3 separate regions of the Mus musculus genome follow, and all the other regions are linked to region 1. A link is a loop called in an ENCODE intact Hi-C map of the cell type or tissue named here. Cell type or tissue: left cerebral cortex. All regions are shown on one strand.

What was found. A loop is a pair of places that touch in the nucleus more often than their neighbours do. Peaks named below come from ENCODE experiments on the same cell type or tissue, not always from the same donor. Only the 100,000 strongest peaks of a DNase experiment are listed, where the experiment ranks them.
Region 2: a loop joins it to region 1, with 4 times the contacts of the local background. A loop is called at or near these places in 2 of 42 quality-filtered maps.
Region 3: a loop joins it to region 1, with 2.0 times the contacts of the local background. A loop is called at or near these places in 2 of 42 quality-filtered maps.

What each region holds. Positions count from the first base shown.
Region 1 is chr8:128,160,912-128,168,911 of GRCm38, reverse strand. No RefSeq gene overlaps it. Among named protein-coding and RNA genes, the nearest start is that of Mir21c, 110 kb to the left of the region's middle. In left cerebral cortex, no CTCF peak of the experiment used is centred here; DNase peaks (open chromatin) are centred at 2,217, 2,641 and 3,770; H3K27ac peaks cover 829 bases.
Region 2 is chr8:128,268,615-128,276,614 of GRCm38, reverse strand. All of the region lies in intron 1 of A930035F09Rik (a long non-coding RNA gene), which reads left to right. Among named protein-coding and RNA genes, the nearest start is that of Mir21c, 5.6 kb to the left of the region's middle. In left cerebral cortex, no CTCF peak of the experiment used is centred here; DNase peaks (open chromatin) are centred at 3,461 and 6,092.
Region 3 is chr8:127,670,780-127,678,779 of GRCm38, reverse strand. It overlaps Gm32532 (a long non-coding RNA gene), which reads left to right. Exons shown (of 4, transcript XR_388233.1): 3 at 567-785; 4 at 1,268-1,714. Among named protein-coding and RNA genes, the nearest start is that of Gm32532, 16 kb to the left of the region's middle. In left cerebral cortex, no CTCF peak of the experiment used is centred here; a DNase peak (open chromatin) is centred at 3,251.

The DNA.
Region 1 (8,000 bases):
TGCAGAATTAAACAAAGATTCCAGTAGTATTTTAAGTCATGTATTATCCTTTAAATGTTCACTACCCACAATGATTAATCTTCATAATCAGTTCAACAGGATCTAGAGTCACCTAGGAGACGGAAAATACTTTAAAGTGGCATTTATGTCTCTCAATCTGACTATCAGGCTATTGATCCCAAAGTAATGGAAATTTCCCCAGGAATCTTAAGCTGGGAGAAGGAAAACACTGCTACCATGCTCCCCAAATGCCCAAGAAAAAGAGGTGTGTCCTGAAACCAGATTTCACACAGTTCTAATAACTTGTCTGATCATTTTACAGGATGATACTGAAGCCCAGACAATGATAGGTCATTGGTGGGCAGCATCTTGAATGGAACTGATTAATTAACTCATCCTTGGTACTCTATTTAAACTTTAGTCTCATTTCAGGATCCTGAAGATAAATTTGGGCAAGTTGGTTCACAGGAGCTCTTTGTCTCTCTTTGGAAAAAAAAAAATCTCCTTTTTCTGTTTTCCACAAATGATTGGCATATTGAGGATGGTGGCTGGACTTGGCTTGGGACCCTGGTTGTGTGACCCCAGGTTTGATAATGAAAGTAAGATGAGCGCTCTTGACTGCTGATGCAGCACAATTCTGCTTCTTGCTCCTGCAACTATGAATTCCCTGCCACATCCAACTGTACTTTTCAACTGTGGACCAGAATAAACCCTACCTTCTTCCTTCTTTGAGTTGTTTCAGTCAGATGCTTCATCAGTGCACCCATCAAGGAAAGTGACTAATGCTCACACTGACTTCCTCAGGATGGGTAGGGAGTGACTGGCATGCAAATTAAAGTTCAAATGCTATTATCTTAACGCTGGATTCTCCTAAACAGACAAAACTCAGGTACAATTTTCATCTTCCTCATCTCTTTCTTTGGTTTTTTGGTTTTTGGTTTTTTTTTTTTCCTTCTTGGAGATAGGGTCTTACTATCTAGCTCTGTTTGGCCTGGAACCTGTGCCTCCTACCTCAGCCTCCCAGTGTTGGGATTAGATGTGCACCACCATGCCCAGCTTCTCTTTTCTTCAAAGGTACTCCCTGCACCCTCCAAGTCACCCTAGTATGCTGGTAGAGATTCCTTCCCAAAGCAAGCCATTGTTTATTGATGTTAGTTGTACAAGCTCTCAAAAAGGTCCCATGAAGGCACTATGCTCCAGTATAGGGGAAAGCCAGGGCCTGGAAGAGGGAGTGGGCGGGTTGGTGAGCAGGGGAGGGGAAGGGGGGGGGAAGGTTTTCGGGAGGGGAGACCAGGAAAGGGGATAACATTTGAAATGTAAATAAAGAAAATATCTAATAAAAAAGAGAAAAGAAAAAAGAATTTGCAATTTTGAGATGATTAATGAATTGATGGTAGGGATAGCTGAGCCAGATTTAGATTGTTCTACTCAAGTCATAGCAATAATGGTAGCTCACTGATCTGTGCAATATATGCAATGATGGAGACTTGAGTCTCTGTATGATAGTAATTCAAGGGTTGGGAAAATGGCTCAGTAGATAAGGTGCTGACTGTGTAAGCATGGGGATCTGAATTTGATCTTCATGTGCAAAAGCTAGGCATGGGGGTACACACTTAAAATCCCAGGGCTGGGTAAACAGAGCAGAAGAGGCTCTAAGTTCAGCAAAAGACCCTCTCTCAATAAAGAAAGACAGTGCCTGAGGGATAACATCTGAGGTGGCCTTTGGTCCATGCATGTATGCACACATACATCTACAAACACATCCCAACATATGCATATGTTGAATCAGTTTTAAGCGTCTTTATAGATATATTTGTTAGTGAGGATATAAAGCAAAGAAGTGGTGGTAATAAATGAAAAGCATTTTCTAAATGTTGCGAAAAGTATTACAATTGGGCCTCGGCTCTTCAGTTGATGAAGTTGCTAGATCTGCAATCTAAACTAGCAGCAGAATGCCATTAAACCCTAGGCATGGAGTGCACTGGAGTTTACCTCTCTGAAGTGAATGCAGATTACCATTTTAATAATGTGCAGTTTTGTTAAATGTTAATAGTGGCCCTGAGTTCATCCTGGCTCACAATTTCTGAAAGGCAGAAGATTCACCTTGGAATTGAGCATCCATGAGAAAGAATCCATCAAACAAATGCATCCCTCTTCATCTTGGGCTAATTTTATCCCACAGTCCCTGGCTATCTGCAAGCTGCCTAAGTGATTCACGGTGCATTTTCACATTGCTTTTTATTCAAAGAATAAACGTGAATTATCTTGTTTACTGTCACCACAGCTTGGCAATTATTATTAGCTCCATCTTATATTTGGAAAAATAGAAGTTCGAGATCCTTCAAGAGTCACAGTTGAGGAGAGACAAAGAGCAAATCTCATGGGGAATACTCACAGGACTTAGACTTCATAGGTGTTTCAGATAGAGATGCTCCCATCAATGATCATCCAGCTAACCTCATCATTTTGAGGGTGAGGATGGGGATGTCAGGACTGTTCCAGTGTTCTATTTAGCAAACTTAAATACTCTCGGTTTCATTTCCACTTCCTGAGTTTGAGATGAGAATACTTTCAGTAGCTGTTTTCTAATAATAGGACTCTCATAACCGCTAATGGGATTGTGCCAGAGTGGGTGGAAGCCTCAGTGTAATGTCTAGCTAACGTATATGCCAGTCATGCTGAAGAGGGCACTGGGTGGGGGCTGAGCCAGACTACCATCTCTTGTAGGACATTTGTTTGCTTCCTGTAAACGGGCCTCAGGCCTGCTTTTGGATCAGTATCTCTACCTCTAAAATTAGGTGTTGCACTAAATCTTTAACGTTCTTAGAGTCTTACGTGCCACCGTTCTCACTTTCTTTATATAAAATTTTCAAGTGCATAATATACACATATGTCATAGGAATGCAAATTTGCAGACACTATAGAGAGAGGGGGGAAAAAGCAGAAAGTAGAAATGGAAGATTCCAGGGCAGTTGACTATATTTCAAGGTAAGTGTTCTCTAAGGAGAAAAATGATTCCATTCTTCTTAATGTGCTTTTTAGAAGGCGATAGATTCTGGGCACCTGGTATCTTGTCTATTTCCTTTCCGGAGTTTTGAAGTTTGTTCTTTGAAAGTGGTATCAAAGTCTGTCACCTGATGTGGTTGTTAGGTTCATTGTCAACTTGACACAGACTAGAGTCATCTGGGAAGATAGAACTTCAGTTGAGAAAATGGCTCCATAAGATTGGCCTGTAGGCAAGTCTGTGGAACATTTTCTTGATTAATGATTGATATGCAAGGACCCAGCTCATGGTGGGCCATGCCATCCCTAGGAAGTTAGTCTTTAGTTGTATAAAAAAATCAACTTGAGCAAGCCTTAGGAAACAAGTCAGTAAGTGTTTCTCCATGTTCTCTGCTGCAGTTCTTGCTAGAGTGCCTGTCCTAGCTTCTCTTTATAATGGACTGTGATTGAGATGAGTAAGCCAAAAAAAACTCTTCCCTCCCCATGTTTGTTGACCATGGTATCTGTATTGTGGCAGTGAGAAGCAAACTAGAACACCTGGTTATTGTGGTTGCTTTGCTCATGGGAGGACTTAGGATATGTAACTCCATCACACTGAAGAAGGAAAGGGCAGACTTGTTTCTGAATGAAGTTCCCTGAGTTCATCTGCACCGTGGAATGATGACTTGGTTCCACAACACTCATCAGCTATGCTCCTGCCGTCACACATGGAGGAGTATGAGGTTGTGACTCAGTCCTACCACATTCCTCTAGCAAGGGTCCCACGCCATCACAGATGGGGGAGTATGACTCAGTCCTACCACGTTCTTCTGGCAATGATCACAGCATTGCAGATGGAGCTCTGTAAGCCTGACTCTAGAAAAGTGTGAGTCAGGATGAATTATGAGAGTCGGCAGGCCTACAAACACTTTCTTTAATAATTAGCCTAAGGTGAAGGGGGGACTAAACTCACTAAACTCCCATTTCATACCACCCAAACCATGTACTGCTAATATCTGACTGAGCACAGAAATCCATCTTCAGGTGATGCGGCTTAAAACCTCATTTGTAAAGCACAGCCTGAAGGGCTTCCAGCAAAGAGTGAAGGGCTGTAAACACTGCTTTTGGGCTCCATCATCTCTTTGGGGGACACCATAGGTCACTGATCAGAGCCTTACAGCTGTGGTTGAATGCACCTTGGAGAGAGCCCATAGGCAAACACAACATGGGTATATGTTCCCAGAGGGAAAGGAGAGTCCCTCATCATACACACAAACTCTGTGCTTTCCTTATACAGGCTCACAAAAGCCAAAGTGCAGAAAGCATAATGTCTCCATAACCCTTCAATGAGACAAAGTGAGGTCTGTGTCACTGCCTTGGCAGGTTGGTACTCAGATGTAGTAATTGAACTGTGCAGACAAATCCTTATCCATGCCAGTTTAGAAACCTGCTTTATGAAGCTATTGGGAAAAACTCTCAGGAAAAACAGAAACAAGAATCTCCTAGTCTACCTGTCAATGTTTGTTGTGTATCTACAGTCTGGAGGGAGTTACTGTGAGGCACACTGGGAAGAGCTAAGTATGTGGGGTAGTTCCAGCTCTTAGAATCTTCCAGTCTAGCTCAAAAGGCAACATAGCTGAACAGATGATCCTGGGAAGGGCATTGCAAGTAAACAAAAATGATGAGTTGATGGAGCTCAAAGCAGGAACTGTGAAGGGGGTTGTAGAAGTCAAGAGATATTTCTCAGAATTGGGCTGGAGATAATGATCATTTGGCACAGTGCTTGTCTAATGAAGGTGTTCACCCCTAATCCCTGCACTAGGGAGTCAGAAGCAGGAGGAGCACAAGTTCAAAGTCATCCTTCCAACATAGTGAGTTCAAGGATGCTTGAGATCCTGTGTCAAAGACTCAAAGAAGGCAGAGGAAGGGCAGTGGGAAGGTGAAAGGTAGAGAAGGAGAGAGAATGTGGGGGTAAAGGAGGAGTGATGGAGAGTGAGAAGAGGAGGAGAGGGAGAGATGAAGAGCTTTACAGAAAGAGGGAAGAGAAGGAGAAAGAAAGAGAAGGAGAAAGGGAAGGGAAGAAGAGGGGTCAGCCATGGAGCATGTCTTAGGAGGAGCTGAGAGTGTGGCTGTATAGTAGACACTTTGTGTGTGACCTGGAGACTTCTCTACACTCCTGGGCAATGACTCTGTCAACTTATGTCATTTCCCCTGGACTTGTCATGGTTCATTTATTTTTCTTTTTGAAATCCCTGGATTCTACAGAAAAGGTCATCCAGCAAAATCTAAGACTTCATCTACCTAGTGCTTTGTGCCACAGAGCTGAGGTGGAGCCTTCAGAAAAAGTCACTGAAACCATGTACCAGTCAATCAGTGCAAGGATTTGGTCTATCAGGTAGCCTCTAAACTCCAGGGTCAAATGAAAAGAAGCCAGCTCTCAGATGGGCATGGCCTAGCTCTCCATCATACATGCCATCAGACATGGGCTAGTTCAGTGGAGTCAAGCATTGACTCCAGTCTGCATCTGCCTTTCCCCTTTCCTTGAGGAATGTTGAGAACTGGGCACTAAGAACTGAAGTAAACATCAAGATAAACCAATGTTCAACCCACTTGCCTCAGTATAATGTAGAATTCTGGGCTGCAGCTTTGGCTTGTTAATAGGACTGGGCTTAGAAAATCATGGTAAGCATTCTCCCTTCCCTCATTCTCTCTGCTCTTCACCTTCTTATCCCTATTTCCTTCCCTTCTACCCTCTCTTTTCTCAGTTTTCAATATAGCACACAAGGTCAAGGGTTTCATGATGAAAATTTCACACACATATGTCACACACTTTGCCAACCTATTTCCTGTCTGCCTTTATATCAGGTTGATGATCTGTGTGCATAACTATGCACACACACACACACACACACACACACACACAGAGCAAGACAGTCAGAGAGAGACAAAGAGTATATGTGTGAGGAAGAAGATATGAGATTTATCTTTCTGAGTCTGGCTTATTTTTCATCACATATTCTTTCTCCTGTTTTCATTCTTTTGTTCTTTCATTTATTCTTTTCTCTTAGTAGACACTGGTGTTTGTCAGGCCTGCATTACAGTGGGGCTCTCTATATAGAAATGAAATATTGATCCCTTGTCTCTGAGACTCTGCATGCTCTGCTCCCTTCACACCACAGCCATGACCCAGGTCCAGCTCAGGAAAATGCCCAGGGGATTGAAATCCCCTGAATGGCTCTTCAGCTGAAATTTTTCCTACAAAAGCATCTGACGGTTTCAAGAATGAGAAGGGATGGACTTTTCCCAGCAAAGATGAGTACAACCCATAGTGCCAATTTCTCTCTTCCCACCCACAAAGTTGGTCAGCACTGGATCATTTGGGTACCACAGGTATGCAGAAGAGCCTGGGTGGCCAGCAGGCAGTGGCTGGGAGATTCTCATTGCTACCTAGCATGTGTTAGGCTCTCAGACCAAAATAGCAAGAACAGCAGCATGAGAGCCAGGGCTGTGTGGGTCCCAGGCAGAAAATGAGCAATACATCCTGGGTGACAGGGCCAAAAATCATTAGCCTAAACTGAGCAGGAGGTCTGGGGTTCCTGGAAGCTTGTCCTTCATAAAGAGACTATGCATTTTGGTCGCTAAGTCTGGCAGATGTCCTTTAACCAATTTTTAAAAAGCTAACATCACTGATATTTGGACAAGGTGACATCTAAAGACTCCTGATAGGGTTCCTTGGGAAAACCTAAAGTCACTTTTGTGAGATCCTGCCAAAGTCCGTGACCACCTAAGCAGGAAGAAATATCAGAGAAACTGAACAGAAAAACAAACTAGAACACTCCAAAAGGTCAAAGTCAGGAGAGACAGAGTAGAGCAAAAAGATAGTTTCAGACTCAGAGGACTAAAGAGGTATGATGGAAATGAGGTGGATCAGGTCGCTACAAAAGGCATAAAGCCAAGGAAACCCAAGCATGTGCTGTGGAGGAGGAAATGGGATGACATGAAGACTTTGTCCCTTTGACCACTGTCCTAAGGCTAAGAATAAGAATGTACTCTGCTCTCGGGAAACAATGTAGCATGACTGGCAAAGATACCTCTCGCTCAGTCTTGAATGACAGAGGGCGGAAAAATCCATCTGCTAATCATCTATCTACATGTGAATCATCTCTATCTATCTATCTATCTATCTATCTATCTATCTATCTATCTATCTATCTATCTATCTGTCTATCTGTCTATCTGTCTATCTGTCTATCTGTCTATCTGTCTATCCGTCTATCCGTCTATCTATCTATCTATCTATCTATCTATCTATCTATCTATCTATCTATCTATCTATCATCAATCTATCATCTATCTATCTATCTATCTATCTATCTATCTATCATCTATCTATCTATCTATCATCTATCTATCTATCTATCTATCTATCTATCTATCTATCTATCTATCTCTATCATCTATCTAGTTATCTATCATCTATCATCATCTATCATCTCTATCTTTCTTTCTTTCTTTCTTTCTTTCTTTCTTTCTTTCTTTCTTTCTTTCTTTCTTTCTTTCTATCATCTCTCTTTCTCTGCGTACCTAACATCTACCATTCTATCTTCTGTTTACCTACCAACTATCACCTATCTGTATCTACTAAGAAAAAGAATGAAACAACAAATGAGGCAAATTCTAAATAATTGATGTACGAGGTAAACTATACAAAGTGTCTTAGTTCTATTAAAAAAAATTTTTTTTGCCACTACTAGGAATTGAACCTACAGCCTCATGCATTCCAACTAAACACTTCAGATTGTTCCAAGTAAATACTGAGATATATCCCCAGCCAAGTTTGATAGATAGACAGACAGATAGACAGTCTTGCAACCATTCTGGCATTTGAAAAATATTTAAATCTAAAATTAACATTGTTTCTCTAATATTAAAATGCTATTAGTGTTTCTATTAGTGTTAAAATGTTTCTATTAGTGTTTCTATTAGTGTTAAAATGTTAATAGTGTTTCTCTAATATT
Region 2 (8,000 bases), 110 kb before region 1:
TACAGGCAGGAGGCAGAGGGTGATAGATGCTGATAGATAGGTGCTCATCTGGGTTTCTCTTTTTTATCCGTCCCAGACACAGGAGGATTTTCCATTTCAGCTAATGACACCTAGAACAGCATTGCCAAATATGCCCAGAGGTTTGTCTTCTAGATGACTCTAAATCTTGCAGATATCAAAGGTAGAGTGTAAATTAAAAATTCCATGAAAGGTTGTCTATACATGAATGGCAGTTAAACACAGAGCTGAAGGATAATCAATAATTGTCATTGTGATTTTAAAAGCAGGCAAACTATCATCCAAAAGGGAAGACATTTCAAAGTACAGAAAGGTTTAGGGTGTAGTTCATTTGGTAGAGTACTCACACACAGCCTCAGCTAGATTTCCAGAAGCACATAAGCCACACCTATAATTCCAAGGCTCACGTTTTAGAGGCAGGAGGTTCTGGAGTTAAAACCATCCTTGGCAACAGAGATAATTTGAGACCAGCATAGACTACATGGAACCCTGTCTCAAAAGCTAGCAAACAAGCAAACTAAGTAATGCATAAACTCACAGAACATTAAAAGTTAAGAACTGTAATAAGAAATGACTGTTCTACCAGAAGAAATGGTTTAAATAGATTATAACAATGAATTTAAGAGACAAAACCATTTCATTTTTACCAAGAAATCATCTTGAAAAGTATAAGAATCTAAGGAAGACACACTGGGTAAAAAGAGGGTGTCACTCTTATAGTCTTGCTGAACCATAGACCTGGTGTCATGTTCAAGAGAAGTATACAGAGTGTTAAAGGATAGGATGTACAAAAAAAAAAAAAATTAACAGCTAGCCTGGTGTGGTGGCACATGCCTGTAATCCCAGATTGCGGGAGGCACAGTTAGAAAGATCTAACAATTCCAAAGTCAGTCTTGGCTGCAGAACAAATTCCAGGCTAGCCAGAGCTACAGAAATAAAAGCAAAAAGAAAACTAGCAAGCAAACAGACAAACAAGGAAGCAAACTAAGAAACAGATATACAACCTAGTAAACGGTAAAGGAAGAAGGAGTGCTCTCAGACACGGGAATAAATGTGTCTGAGCATTCCATCTTAGCAAAACCCAACACATACAGAAAGTTTGAGAGAATGGTAGCCATACAGATAGAGATCAGTCTGAATGTATGGTTAATGTGATTAATGTGAAGAACTGTGTACTTACTGGAGGGAGAAGCCATTGGATTGCTTAGCATCAAAAAAATCTGGGTATATGTTAAAGAGTCAATATAAAGAAACCCATGAAAATTAAGGGTAGGGGTCAAGGATTCAGCTCAGAGGTAGAACGCTCACAGAGTGTGTGCAAGGCTCTGGCTTCAGTGCCAAATACTATAATGTCAAAACTAGAGATGAAGAAAAGCAAAAGAGGTACACAAAATATTATATTGGCAGTGTTATGTCCCACAATGACTTGGGACAATGCTTCTTACACACACAGTGAGGTGTGAGGAGAGATGAAGATGTCCTAGGGAAGAACCCTGAAAGGTATGCAGCAGAGGGGATGAACATGCTGACACACCCTGAGGATCATACATTGGCTGTTGATTTTAGGTTACAGAGAGAGAGAATGATGCTGCACCCTGAGCAACACCAACCAAACAGGGAGCAGAGGGTTTGGGGTAATGGGTATGATTACTAGGCAGTGCAGGTTGGAGCCAGGGTCACCTGGGTGACTGTGTCCAGATAGCTGACACAATCCTGATCTAACTCACCAAAAAGTAAAGTGACTTTAAAAGCAAGAGGATACAGGACATGTTATAACATGGTGTCATACACAAGGAAAGGGTGATACAAAGTGCTGGACAAAGTGCTCTATACACAAGAGAGCTAGACAGTGGCCAGTGGTCAAGTGTTCAGTTTACTGAGAGAGTTGTTGCTTATCTGCTTGTTTTTGTAAGCTCTCAGACTCTCCAGTATGGGGACTCAATGGTTCTAGCTGTTCTCTGCTGTTGTAGCAAACACCATGACCAAAAGCAGTTTAGGAAAGGAAAGGATTTAGTTGGCTTGCACTTCCAGGCTACAGTTCATCATTGAAGGAAGTCAAGACAGGGATTCAAGCAAGAACTTGAAACAGAAAACATGGAGGAAGGAATACTGTTTGGTAGGTCAGTTGGGTTCACACTTACCTAGATTTTTTTATACAGCTCAGGACACCCTGTGCAGGGATGGTGCCACCCATAGTGAACTGAGTCTTTCTGTATTGATAAACAATTGAGATAATTCCCATAGATGTGTCCACAGTCCTGTCTGATCTAGTCAGTTGTTTTGTTTTTTTTTTATAACCTTAGATGTGTCAGTATGACAAAGATAATACATGTACAGATATATGCTACCCAATGTAGAGTCTAGTTTTGATTAAGTGAGTTTGGGGTAATACACAGACTCACTGTCAGTCTGATATGGGTAACCAGGAATCTTTCCTATGGGCCCTGTTGCCGTCTCTTGACCTGTGATCCTCTAGTGCTCTAGAGAAACAGATTCTCATGTACTCACAGATGTAACAGTACAAAGATGAATCAGGAAAGAAAAGGACAAGTTCCCATAGCCCATGGCTTTCCAGAACATTCTGGGATCTGTGAGGATAAACATAGGAACTCAAGCTCTTGATGGATTTGGTTCATGACTGCTATGTTTTCCTACCACAAAGTCATAATCAGATAATTGAAAAACAAAAAAGTCTTAAATACATTTCTATTACCCAGTATGCTATTTTTCAAGTAGCAAATAGTGAGTCTATCAGTCCAGCCCAGAGTGATAGTTTAGATAAAAGAGAAATGCTGTTTCTAAACTCTGGTCATAACTCTGAGATCTTATACTTCTCTGTGTTTCCCTTCCTGTGAATCGAGGAGGAACATGGGCCAAGCTTTGATGGGTATTCTCCACAGAAAAGAACAAGATAAAGAGCTCAGTGTTAGCATCCTCAGTGCTATGTGTGAAGTGGGGTGGAGGTTACAGAGGAGCCACAGAGGTAGTTTGGGCCTTGGGAAGAAAGTTCTGGAAGAGTGCAGATAAAAATCTTCATGGGGTTTGCACAGAACATGATGGGGGATGCTACTGGTAAGGATAAGCCAGCCATACCCAGAGACTTCAGGGGGGTAGTTCGTGCCTGAGAGAACAGAAAGGAGGAAGATCTAACAAGGATGGGACCCATTGGCTTTAGAGGTTGAAGTATCTATTTCCTGGAGAAGTGAAGTATTCATTGTTCTGAGGAGAATTTGGGTGGCTGAGGGAAGAGATTGCTGAGAGAAGGGTCAACAGGAAGTAAGAGGGCTTGCCAGGAGGTGGCCAAACATTGCTCTATCACCAGGATGAAGCTCAGTTCTGGGGGCAACAGCTGCCCACACTAACATGCTGTGAGTGGGAACCCTGGTATGACTCACAAGCATTTCAGTTGTGATTCAGAGTCCACAGTTGAGAGAAGACGAAATAAACAGTGGACCTGGGGCCGCTTATGCCTCATTCAGGGGAGGGAGGGTGAGATGACAGAAGAGTTGGCGACAGCCCTGGTAAGTGGGCCAAGGACCAAGCAGGGAGTGAGTTGTGTGAGCCCTCTGACTGAAGGTGACTTGGCTAGAGACAGAGGCAGCTCTGCTGCAGATTACTGAAAGGATGTGGGGGTGGAGTTAGGAATGTGAATGGCACTAGCAAGTGGCCTGCAGCTTTAAGCTAAATCTTTGTTAGGGAAAAGGGCAGTGCACTCACAGGCAGGCCACAGAGCTGTGTGCCACATCCTTTGCATTTTGGGAACCTCTTGGCTCTTTTCTCAGATTCCTATGGAGCTTTGTGACCCAGAGGGCAGGAAAGGAGGAGCCACCGAGAGGGACCTTACTAAGATGAAGCTTTTATGGACTTCCAAATTCCAGAGAGTATGCATTCTCTAATAATTCCACAATTGTGTGCTGGTTAGATATACTATGGTATGCTAAGTGAATAAAATTGTGCTTAGGGAGCACAAGAATGAGTCTGATCTTTAGTACCCACCTAAAAAGAACAGGCATGGTAGCACATGCCTATACTCCCAGTAATGGCAGTAGCAGTGTTGACAGGGCATGGGTGGTATTAAAGTTTAGATTACCTGGGGCTCGATGGCCAGGTTATTTAACCTACATGGCAAGTTCCAGGGCATTGAGAGCCCCTGTCTCAAAAGCAACAGCAAAAGGTAAACAGACACCCAAGCCTGTCCTCTGACCTGTACATACATATGAACATACAAATCACACACAACTACCACCCAGGAAGTCTCAGTGATTTCTACCATCTGCAGATAGTATAATGCTCTTTCTGAACATGGTTGTGTCTCTGATTTAGGTAACAAATGAAAGTGCAAAATGAGGCTTGCCATAGAAGCTAGCTTTGCTCTCACAGTAGGGATTATCGTTATCTTCCCAGTTCAGGCAGGATCTCCAGGGACTTCATAGAAAATCCTGAGGCTCTTCACCTATGGAGTACAGAATCACACACGGAACATGGTTCTAAAAGACTGAGAGACATGAAAGGTTTTGTATGGGTAAACATGATTTAAATGGATTTAAGGAGGAAGGCAAGAGGTGTGCTTGCTGGATGGAGGCTGAGGATGGAGCTGATCAGTAGGACTCAAGGCCATAGGCAGGAGTTCGACTTCACTGAGGAGGGGAGGAAGAAATGTTCCTCTATGTACAGCAGCATCACTGTGAGCTACACAATATCAAACCCGTGGTGAAGAATGGAATCAAAGGAAGGAATGATGGCAACACAGAAGAATGGGAGGGAGAGCATGGTGCATATCTAGATGCCTCTGGTTAGTAGCAAAGAAACCCAGAGTCTCCTGGAATCTTCTTCACACTGGTCAGGGCTTACAGAGCAAAGTTCAGATCTGACAGCAGTGGCTCCAAACCCTATCACTGACTGCTCCTTTACAAAATAAAGGCTCACAAATGAACACAGGGTGGTTGAAAACTGCAGCTTCTCAGAGGGAGACTTAAAGAGCACACCACCATGTCCTGGGGTGGAAAGCAAGAGCTGACTTTAGTGACAGATGAGGTTGCATCTGAGTGGCTCCTGATACAGAAAAAAAACACACAATGAATTTCTACAGATGATACATTGAAACAAGGAAATGCTTATGAAAGATGGATGAAGCAAATCTCATGGAGAAGGTGGAGGCAATGCCAGCATAAATGTCATCCATGCAGCCAGTGTGTACACAGCATCAGGGCATCAGCTATGTGGCTTTCTGTGGACTTGGGCTTGGTTTGTACTTTCTGAGTAATGTGACTTCTTGGGCATTTTTTTTTAGAAACACAAAGCTTGACATTATGTCCTTCACACACACACACACACAAACTTAGACTCAGATCGACACACACAGGCACACACCCACCCCCACTGGCACACACATAGACATATATACACAATCTCAGTCATACACATATAGCCAGCCACATACAGAGATACACATATATGCACACACATGTATGCATGAGTTTAGACACACAGAGATGTACATACACAGGCATACGTGTATATACAAACACACAGATACAGACTCATACTAACACATACACAGGCATACCCACCCACTGGTGCATACCCACCCACTGGTACACACACACACACACACACACACACACACACACATACACACACAGACATATACTGACACATACACAGGCATACCCACCAGTGATATACACACACACACAAATGCACAGATATAGACACATACTGGCACACACAGAAAGACACACACCCACCGTCACACACAAAGATACACATATATGCAGTGGCACACACATGCAGGAGCATAGTCATGTGCACAGAGGAACACACAAGGCTGTGACAGCATATTCTAAAGCAAGCAAATATCTTTATTAGACTATTCTGTGCTGACGGTTTCATCTACTTTGAGTAACCATAAAGAGTGGCCTATCCAATGAGGTCACTCTTGCTTCTGCTCAAAGGCAAGTGAAGGATGAGGACAGTGTAAGGCTTTATAGTAAGACCGTGGTTATGAGGATTGGAGCTGTGCAAAGCAGCTGAGGGAGTAGCAATGAAGCTTCCAGAATGGCACATGGGAGACTCCAGACTGTACAGCAGAAGAAAGCAGCTAGCAGGGGCTGAGCCAGCTCAGCAGAGCAGAGCTGAGGTCCTGAGTAAGTACTTCTGAAATCCAGGGGATGTCTTTAGACCACGAAGATATTAAGGGGTTTGTGGTACCCATTCCAAAATGAACACAGTGCTGGTAAGAAGCATGGAGTTTGATGAGGAGAAAGGAGTGCATAAAATGAATACTTTTCCTCTGTACTGCCAGTGGAGAGCCAGAAAGGCCTGCACACTGAGTATGAATCCAAAGAAAACAACTCACAGAAAAGGGGGGGTCTCCCTTCGGAGCTGTGTTAGCACATAGATTGCTATGAAAGCTTGTTCATACAAGTAAAAATCTGATGGATGCACATAGTTAGATGTGTGTGTGTGAGAGACAGAGAGAGAGAGGTGATATATTTTATAACAGATGCTATTAGAGTTTTAAGTCTGATTTTCTTGCTTCCATTAGCTAATATAACTGGTCAAAGATTCTTAGGGGAAGGTCAGAAATAATCTTGAAGCTCACTACAAGATATAGCAGCTAATAGAGATGCAGAGGGGCATCCAACAAGGTTGAGAACCCCTTGATGGCTGGATGGGAAGAGGGATGGATGAAAATGATTGATGGTTCTCAAATATAGATAAAGAGGAGGTGTATGGGTTTTCTTGTTGTTGTGACCAAGCACACTGCAAAAACAACCTTAGGGAGAAAGGATTGGCTCACAGTTGAAGACTGCAGTCCACATGGAGGGGAAGGCATGGTACCTCCAGACCCACAGTGGCAAAACTATAACTCCTGAAGGTTCAACAACCTGCCAAAAGAGTGCCACTACTTGGGGGACTTTTCATATTCAAGCCACAATGTGTTTAACATGAATTCAACACGATCCAGTAGTACAAGACTGAAAGAAATAAAATAAAATGGAGATGAGCTAAAAGGGAAACTCACTGGAAAACAGGGAATGAGGCAAAGAAGCTCGTTGTACACCAAAGACAGTCTAAGACTGTGTGAGCACTGGGTCCAGTTCATATTCAAGAAAGAGAATCTCACAGCCCCCAGGCCCCACCTAGTTTCCCTCCGTCTTCTCCAGACACCGTGTCCACAACAGTACAGGCAAAGGTGTCTCCTCCATAGTCAGCTTCTGCATACTCCCTTTCCACCACACAGAGAAATAAAATGTATGTCTAATTGGCTTTCTAATAACGCTAATTAGCTCAGGCCTTTGTGATCCATAAAGAACAGAGGGTGCTTCCATCTTCCTATCACACTGCTGGGGCTGCTGGGGCTGCTGGGGCTGCTGGGGCTGCTGGGGCTGCTGGGGCTGCTGGGGCTGCTGGGGCTGCTGGGGCTGAGCCTCACGCTGCTCCTTGCTGTCTTAGAAGAGACTTTGAAACTGCTTCAGTGAAAAATCTCTATTTTGCTACTGCATATTCAAACCCAAGGTGTTAAGCAGTGAAAGCGGTTATGACAGAGTTCTAAGGGATGTTCTAGAAGGAAGGGCTATATTAAAACAGGAAGCAGTCTCTAGAATAGCATGGAGTTGTAATAATTGGACAGCATTGGCCATTTCTACCCATCTTTGTACTGTCCAGCTCTGGGAGGAACCAAAGAGAAAGTCTGCTTTTGTCTGTATCTGAAATGTCTCTGGGCCCATGGATTGAAGGTTAGATCACCCCTTGAGAGGTGGTCAGAAATGAAGATGAGAAAAGTAGTAGGAAGTCTTCTAGCTGTTAGGGGTGCACCCTTTAAGGAAAATATAGGGCCTCTGCCCTTTATCTTGTTCATTTCCTGGCCACACAGGGAGCTGATCTGCTCTTGGTACTTTCCAAGCTACAGCTCTGAAGCAACAAGACAAAGTGATCAGGCACAGAAGCCAACAAAACCGGGCCATACATGAACATGG
Region 3 (8,000 bases), 490 kb after region 1:
AAGGAAAGGATGGAAGGGAGGAAGGGAAGAAGGAAGGAAGAGAGGAGGGAAGGAAGGCAGAATAGAAGGAAGGGGGAGGGTAGGAAGAAAGGATGGAAGGAAGAAAGGAAATGAGGAAGGCATGCAGGCAGAATGAAAGGAAAGAAGGGAGAAGGAGGGAAGGAAGAGAGGAAGGGAGAATGAAGGAAGGGAAGAAAGGAGGGAAGAAAGGAAAGAAAGCAGGCAGGCAGGTTTTGTTTGACTCACAGTTTGAGGGTGCAGTGCATTGGGGCAGATAAGTCTTGGCAGTGGGAGTGTGAGTAGCTAGTCACTGTGCATTCACAGTCAGAAAGCAGAAAGCGAGGGATGCTTTCTCCTTTGTATCCTCTCCAGGGTCCTAGCCCAAGGGATGGAGCATGGGTTTGGAGCACATCAATTAATCCAGTCTAGATAATCCTTCCTAGGCATGACCAGAAGATTGTCTTGTCAGTGATTCTAGATCCTGTGGAGCTGACTATCAATATTAGCCACCATGCCTGGTCAGCACATCGGGATGACAACTTTAATTTTAAGCATTACATCTGCAGGTGCAGTACATACCAGCAATTGTCATTACCGTACGTCGGAGGCTGGCATCTATGCTGCAAGTTGCTGTTTGAGAGCTTCAGAGTGGCCCAATGCTTTGATATAACCACAGGAGTCAGAAATATTCTCTGAGGGACAGCGTCCTACCCACCTGCAGATGGAGGTGTTTGAGCATGCTCACTCAGCTGGAATGTACGTTTTCTCCCTCGCTCCAGGTGTAGGTAAGCCTCCAGAGGGCCCTCAGACTCACAATCTCCCAGCATCCTCCGTCTGAGGTTACAGACATATACTACTATGTCCCGTACACATGCAAAATGTTCAGATTTATTTTTTAAAAATGACTTTAGGTCAGAAAAGTGTTTACTTTACAAACATGAGGACCTGAGGCAGAACTAACATACAAAAAACAAAAACAAAAAACAAAAAACCAAAACAAACAAACAAAAATGTGTGCAGTGGGGAGCACATGCAACCTAAGCACTGGGGAAGACAAAGACAGGTGGATCCCAGTTTGGGATGTTTGCAGAGCTGTAGGTTCAGTAAAAGACTCTGTCTGAACAATGAGGTGGATGGGGCCTAAGGAATAACATTAAAAATTGTCTTCTGACCTCCACATGTACACATACACACACACACACACACCCCACATCACATCACATACACAAACACATGCTCATACACAAAATGGACTTATTTTCAACAGTTAGATTGCTGAATAGCACAGTCTGCCATCTTGACAGGAAGTCACTCAGGAAAGTCTGCCAACTCCTTTGGCAAGAAAGGTCTCTTGGAAGAGTCTGGATGGATAGTCAGCATCTTCAGGATCAGAAGGAAGTACCCTATCCTGCAGTGAGCACCTTCCAACGGAACAGTCACTGCAGTGTTTGGACAGGACATCACTGTCTTGCTCTGGGAAGGAAACAGGGGTGAAGCCCTGCCCTGCACTTGGACCTCTAGGTTATCTGCCAAGACTTACATGGTGGAAAGAGCAGACAATGACAACCATTACAGCATAATATGACCCCGGTCCTCCTGCTCCACAAACCGTGAGCACGGAGGAGACATGCAACACCTGTCCGTACCTGCCTAGGTGACATTGCCTTCCACATTGCCTTCCACCTCCTCCCTAACTGTAGCCACTGACTCCCCTTCCTAGCTAATATTATTAAACAAAATCTGAGGACCTCACCCTTCTTTGCTTCCTGTATGAGTGCACTGAACATCTGGACACAGGATGTGTGTGGGCCCTGAGCAGTTAAAGCTCAGTCAAAATGCTTGCAGTGTCGTGAGAGGGCCTGTACTTACTTAGCGTTAGCTGTTAGCGGATTCCAAGTGGCAATCCCTGTGCCTGCTTTGATGGTTGATCTTCATTTTCAACTTGCTGGGGTTTAGAATCACCATGGAAACAGACTTCTAGGTGTGTTTATAGATGGGGGAGTTCTTCTCAGCAAGGAAGACTCCCTTTGAGTATGAACAACAGCACCCTGTGGCTAGAGTCCCAGGCTGAATAAAAAGGACCCCAGTGACCAGAACCCAGCATCGTTTGGCTCCTGTCTACTGACTGATCCAATGTGTCCGGCTGCCTGATGCCCTGTCCCCATGACATCTGCTCATGACAGAACACCCTCAAACTGGGAGCCAGAGTGAAGCCCCTCTTGCTGAAGTTGCTTTGTTTGCCATTTCTCCACACCGATGAGAAGTAGCTAATGCTGTTTATAGGATGTAGGTAACCTGGGTTCAGCTGTATCTCAGCCTCTGTGTTCTGACTTGATAAATAAGCAGTTACTATTAGCACAAGCAACAATGCTCTGATCAGCTCAGGTACTGAAAAGACCTCCTAAGGGACTGTGGCACAGGGACTTTGCAGACATTGTAAGATTGGCAGAGAAGTGGGTGATTACATCATTCAAAGTGGAATTGCTTCCACTTGTTACCCCAAAAGCTGCATACTCAAAGCCATGTGTCAATCATCAAATATTTAGCAAAACCCACCATGTGTCAGGTACTTGTCTAGCTTCTGAATCTGCAGAAGTGAACATGACAAGCAGGAAAGGCAGACGTTTGTCTCCTCAAAAGAAGGCCAGCAAGGATGGGAGTCAGGCAAGTGTCAAGTGAGAATAGATCTCCACCCACTCAGAGCATGCTGGTTGCTCACAGACAGTGATCACAGTCAAAGCTCACAGCTGAGTTGGAGACTCACTTCTATCTTTCCTAGCCTAGCTCAGTCTAGCTTTGCACCATGTTAGACTGAAGAGCCACCTCAACTACATCCCCTGGTATCAACAGGGGAGACTTGGATAATATATCCTATCCATGATACAGAGGTAAGAGTACTGACCATTGTATCAACAAAAGCTTGAAGACACCAGGCAAAGTTGGATATAGAACTAAGGTTGGTCCAGGCCTGACTGAATGCTATGCAGTCTCTCTTTCCACTAGACTAGAATGAACACTAGAATCATCTCAGTGTAAAGCTTTGAAGACCCAGAATGCAAAGCGAAGACAGACTGGGTAAAACAGACTGGGTAAAGCCAACGCACCCCAAGCTGGTCCCAGGGCCAATTAGCCGGCCAGCCTGTCTGAGTGGGATGAGGCAGCTCTCAATGAATTCCACTATTTTTATAGCAAGGCAAACTCCAAGAGTTGTCTGGGATTTATTTCAGGCCCTCTTTAGGATGGGAAAGTAAAGCCTCCCCTGTTTGTACAAGCTACTACGTGTTTACAGAGAGATTCAGAGCAGACTGCCAACTGAAGAACATGGGCTGGCCTAGTTTTGAAGAGAATCTTAATTAGTAACACCAGCAAGGAAAAAAAAAATCCCATTTGGACCAAGATTCCATGTCCCAGAAGTTGTCATCTCGACTCTCCTAAGGCTTATGGATAACTCTTTATTTCTGGAACTATCTTGTGAAGATGGAGTGGAAGAATCCCAATGATATATTTATCTCATTACATCAAAGGGGAAAATTCCAGCAACTCCCAGCTCACACATAGAGGCACAGGCACTTCGTAGCAGTGTCCACCCTGAGGCTCTGGCTTCCTTTGCTAGCCCTTCTGTCTCAGGAAAGAAGAATTCCCTTGGTGCCACCCAGGCCTGTGTTCTGGATGTCTAGGTGGGCCCCCGGTGATGCTGACATTTTTATTTTGCAGACCATAGTTAGAGCATCGAGGGTTTAGGTCATGACTGCACATCTGATAAGTCCTCACTCAGAAGTGACACCCATGGCTTGGGGAACTGGCTCTGTAAAGTACAGGATCCCTGGGACTCACAGTCAGCCTGGCTTTATTGGTGAGCTCTGGGACAATGATAAAACATATCTCAAAAACCAAAGCGAATAGTTCTGTAGGAATGTCAGTTAAGGTTGACCGCTTACCTCCAGATGCATTAGCACACGTGCATGTGACAAAAGAAAGGTGAGGAAGGAAAGGAGGATGTGGAGGTGAGAGGGACTCACTCCTACACAGGGTTGGGAGTCAGCGATACTAGAGAATGGAGTGCCTGGAGGAGGGGAGGCACTCACTCTGTCTCTAGAGTACCTGGACACTGTGTGGTCTTTTCCAGGCCTCGGGAGAGATGCTGCAGGAAGATGTCACCCAATGCACAGCATCTCCTTCTCCAGAGTCTCTCCATGGCCAGCAAACACTTTCCTGCTTTCCATTGCAGGGACAGAGAGTTTGCGGGTGGTTTGGATTTTTGCTTTTGGAGACTCAGCTTTGGCCATTCATCACCAGCTGATCTTTAAGGAGGGACCCTGTTGAGGGCTGGGTTTACCCAAGGCTTCCCCTGAGTCCCTAATGAATGGAGAAAGAACCAGGGTGGTACAGAGTCAGGAATGGCCTGGGTCCAAAGCTTTGGCAAAGCTGTAGCTTCAGATCCTGTAACCCCAACTCTTCCTACCCTAAAAGACTATGATTATCAGTCCCAAGATATCCTGTGTTCCCTTTGTGTAACACTGTCTGATTAGCTTCCCGCTGACTTCATCCCATTGTATGATAGCTTTCTGCTGGCTCTGTCCCATTTCTCCCCTGGAACATATAAAATGCTGTACTTCTTAATCAGCTTGTTTAGCATAAGGCAGCTTGTGCAAGACCTCCCAGTCCCAGCCTTTGTCCTCTTTCTTGTCTTATCTCCTGGCCATCCCACTTAGGACCCTTGGATGGCCTATTTATCCAGACCTAGGAATGAGTCAGAACCCCCCTTTGCCACCTCCAGAAGGGACTATTACAGAGTCCTTAACTATTGCATTGAGATTGCCCGTAACTGGCTCTGAGACCTCAGCTCAGTTTCTCTTCTGCCAGTGACTTGACCTGTCCTACTCTGGCAGCTTGGACATGTCTAACTTTGCTGCTTCCTTATTTCACCCTCCCCATGATATCTTAATCCATGATAGATGTTTTCAAAATAAGTATGTTTTCTTAGCAGAAGCAAAGATGGAAGAAGTGAAAAAATAAACTATTAGTTAAGCACAGTCAGCCGTCTATATCTGTGAGCCCAGCTCCTGGGAAGTGGAGGCAGGAGGATCAGGAGTTCATGGTTATTTTTGGCTACATGGTGAGTTTGAATCCATCCTGGGCTTCATTGAAATGAAGAGGGTTGGGGGGGGTGTCACAGTTTATAAAGTCCCTGCCATGTAAGCATGAGAAACAGAGTTTGATCCTCAGAGTCCTTGCATGTTTGTAATCCCAGCATTGAGGTGGAAATGGAAGGATGCTGGTACATGCTGCCCAGTCAGTCAACCTGAGTCAGTGAACTCCAGCTTCAATAAGAGAGCCTGTCTTAAAATATAAGGTGCAGAATGAAAGAATGAAGGAGACACTTGTTGTTAACCTCTGGCCTCCACATATATTCAAACACATATGTACATAGGCACACAGATGAAAATGAATGAACAAGAAAAATAAAACGCAACTATTAACTACAAAAAAATGACAAGATGAAAAAAAACCAATAAGATGGCATTCCCTCATGTGTTTGATGAACGAATAACAGAATCCTGTTCAGGGTTCACCTTCTATAAGAGACTGTGAAAAACTCTGCTTTCCCACATTTTCTGGATAATAATCTGGCTGCTGGGGTGGACTTGGAATAGAGCTGGAGTCAAGAATCACAGAAGCAAAGATTAATATAATCCAGTGGTCCCACAACTGTGTCTTCCCTCAGCTTCCATGGATCTGTAGTGTGCAGAGCAGACATGGTTGTATAGATGCTCATATAATATAACATTTTGGCAACTTGTCATTTGAGCAGATTTGTTTACTCACAGAACTCTCCAGAAGCCTCAATGAACTAGGCACATGCCTGGCTAGTTTGAGGACTAAGGCATGGGGGACTCAGGTGTCCCTTTCATATAGATTGTTAGCTGGGGGGGGGGGGCTTTGTGTGTGAAAGTTCTTGGTTGTCTTTCAAAATATTTCCTAGGTCAAAAAATATCTACGAATGCTTCCATGTGGCCTCACTAACAGGCTGTGTTTTCTCTCACCTTGTCTTATATGTGGTGTATCATACTTGTGTAACCCAAGATTCAGAGCATTGTTCTAGGCCATGCTATAACAACAAGGCATCTACGTCACGATGGTCTCTCCCAACTCTTACACCAGTTGTCTTTGCCTCCTCCCACAGACCCTGAGTAAAATGTCTCTAAGATAGGCTATTTGCCTTCCCTAAACCATGAATGTCAGAAAGTGGAAGGGAGGGTTAGTCAAGAGTTCCTGACATTTTAGTCAAGAACAGACCACATATATGGTGATGGACCTTCAGGATTATGTTGGGACTGCCAAAGTCCCATAGTCTAGTGACATCACAACTGTTACTCACTACTCAACAGGATGCTCACACGTGTGTGGTCATGCTTTGAAACAACCTCATTGCACTGCCAGCTGTAAAAAGGCATTGTGCACAGGGATGGGGAGACAGACAGATCAGTCCATAAAGTGCTGGCCCTGCAAACTTAAAGACATGAGTTGAGTCCCCAAAACCCATATTTAAAAAGTCAGGTGTGGTGGTAGCCTCTTGTATTCCCAACACTTGGAAGGTATGGACAGGAGGATTCCTGGGGCTCACTGGAAAGCTAGCCTAATCTAGTGGCATGTTCCACGTCAGTGAGAGACCTCATCTCAATCATAAGATGAAGCCAATGAGTTGATTATGCACTTGGTAAGGCATGTGCTCTGTGAGCCTGACCACATGAGTCAATCACTAGAACTCACATGAAGGTGGGGGAGAGTGACCTGGCTCCACTCATCTATCCTTTGACCTCCACATGTGCTGTGGTACTGAAATTTCCATAATTCCCATGTCCATACTCTGTACACACACACAAACACACACACACACACACACACACACACATATATATATATATAATAAGGTGTATAGTACCTGAGAAATGACATTGCAGAGTGATCTCTAACCTCCACACTCAGACACATAAACACATGCACACACACTTACATACACTCTCACAAATACATACACACAGAGAACATAGTGATAATACTGTATACAGTGCCCAGCACTTGATAATGACAATAGCTGACTGCTGGCTTGAGTGGGTCCTAAACTAGACTTTTAATCATTATTTCAGAATGACTTCTTTCCCATATGAAAGTTTCCTGGAAAGCGTTGTGCTGTGTTACACCAGCCACAGACTTTCACATCTTTAATTTACTGTCCCTCTTCATTGTATTGCTTTCTCTGGTGTGTGATTTAGTCATCTTGTAAAGTTTTTTGTTTTGTTTTTCCTTCATAGCCTGGGGCTATAGGCCATTACATAATGGCCTCTGTGCCACCAGGCCAACACATCTACTCATACATACTCCCTAACTCATACACCCACTAGCAAGCAATCTGTCTCTGTCTCTCTGTCTCTCTGTCTCTCTGTCTCTGTCTCTCTGTCTCTGTCTCTCTCTCTCTCTCTCACACACACACACACACACAGGAGGAGACTGTGATATTAGGTTTATCAGATAATTGTGAATATAATGCTAGGATTCTTATAATGCTAAGATTCTGAGGATGTATCTAAAATGTATCACGGATTAATTGTAAAACAGAAACTAAGAGTTTAAAACAGACTGAGTTATCTATAATACATTTTATTTGCTGCCCCAAAAGAGAAAGTAGGGAAAGAAAGAAAGAAACGTTGGAGTAATAGGCCCAACTTTTTTTAGAATTACAGGTGTGAGAAGGACGGTAAGCCCAAGCAGAGTAAATGAAAGGACTCTCGCCTTCCCTTCACACATAAGCTATAGAAAAAACAAAATCAAAGAGAAAAATCTAGAGAACAATAAGAAAGGACCAGTTAGAACCAGCGGCTGAATTCTCAAAAGTGTCCCAAAGCTGCAAACCAGCGAAAAACACTCTTCAGAAATGGAAGAAAATGGCAACCAAAATGGACATTTATAGGCAGTATTCCCATGCTCCAAAATACCCAAGG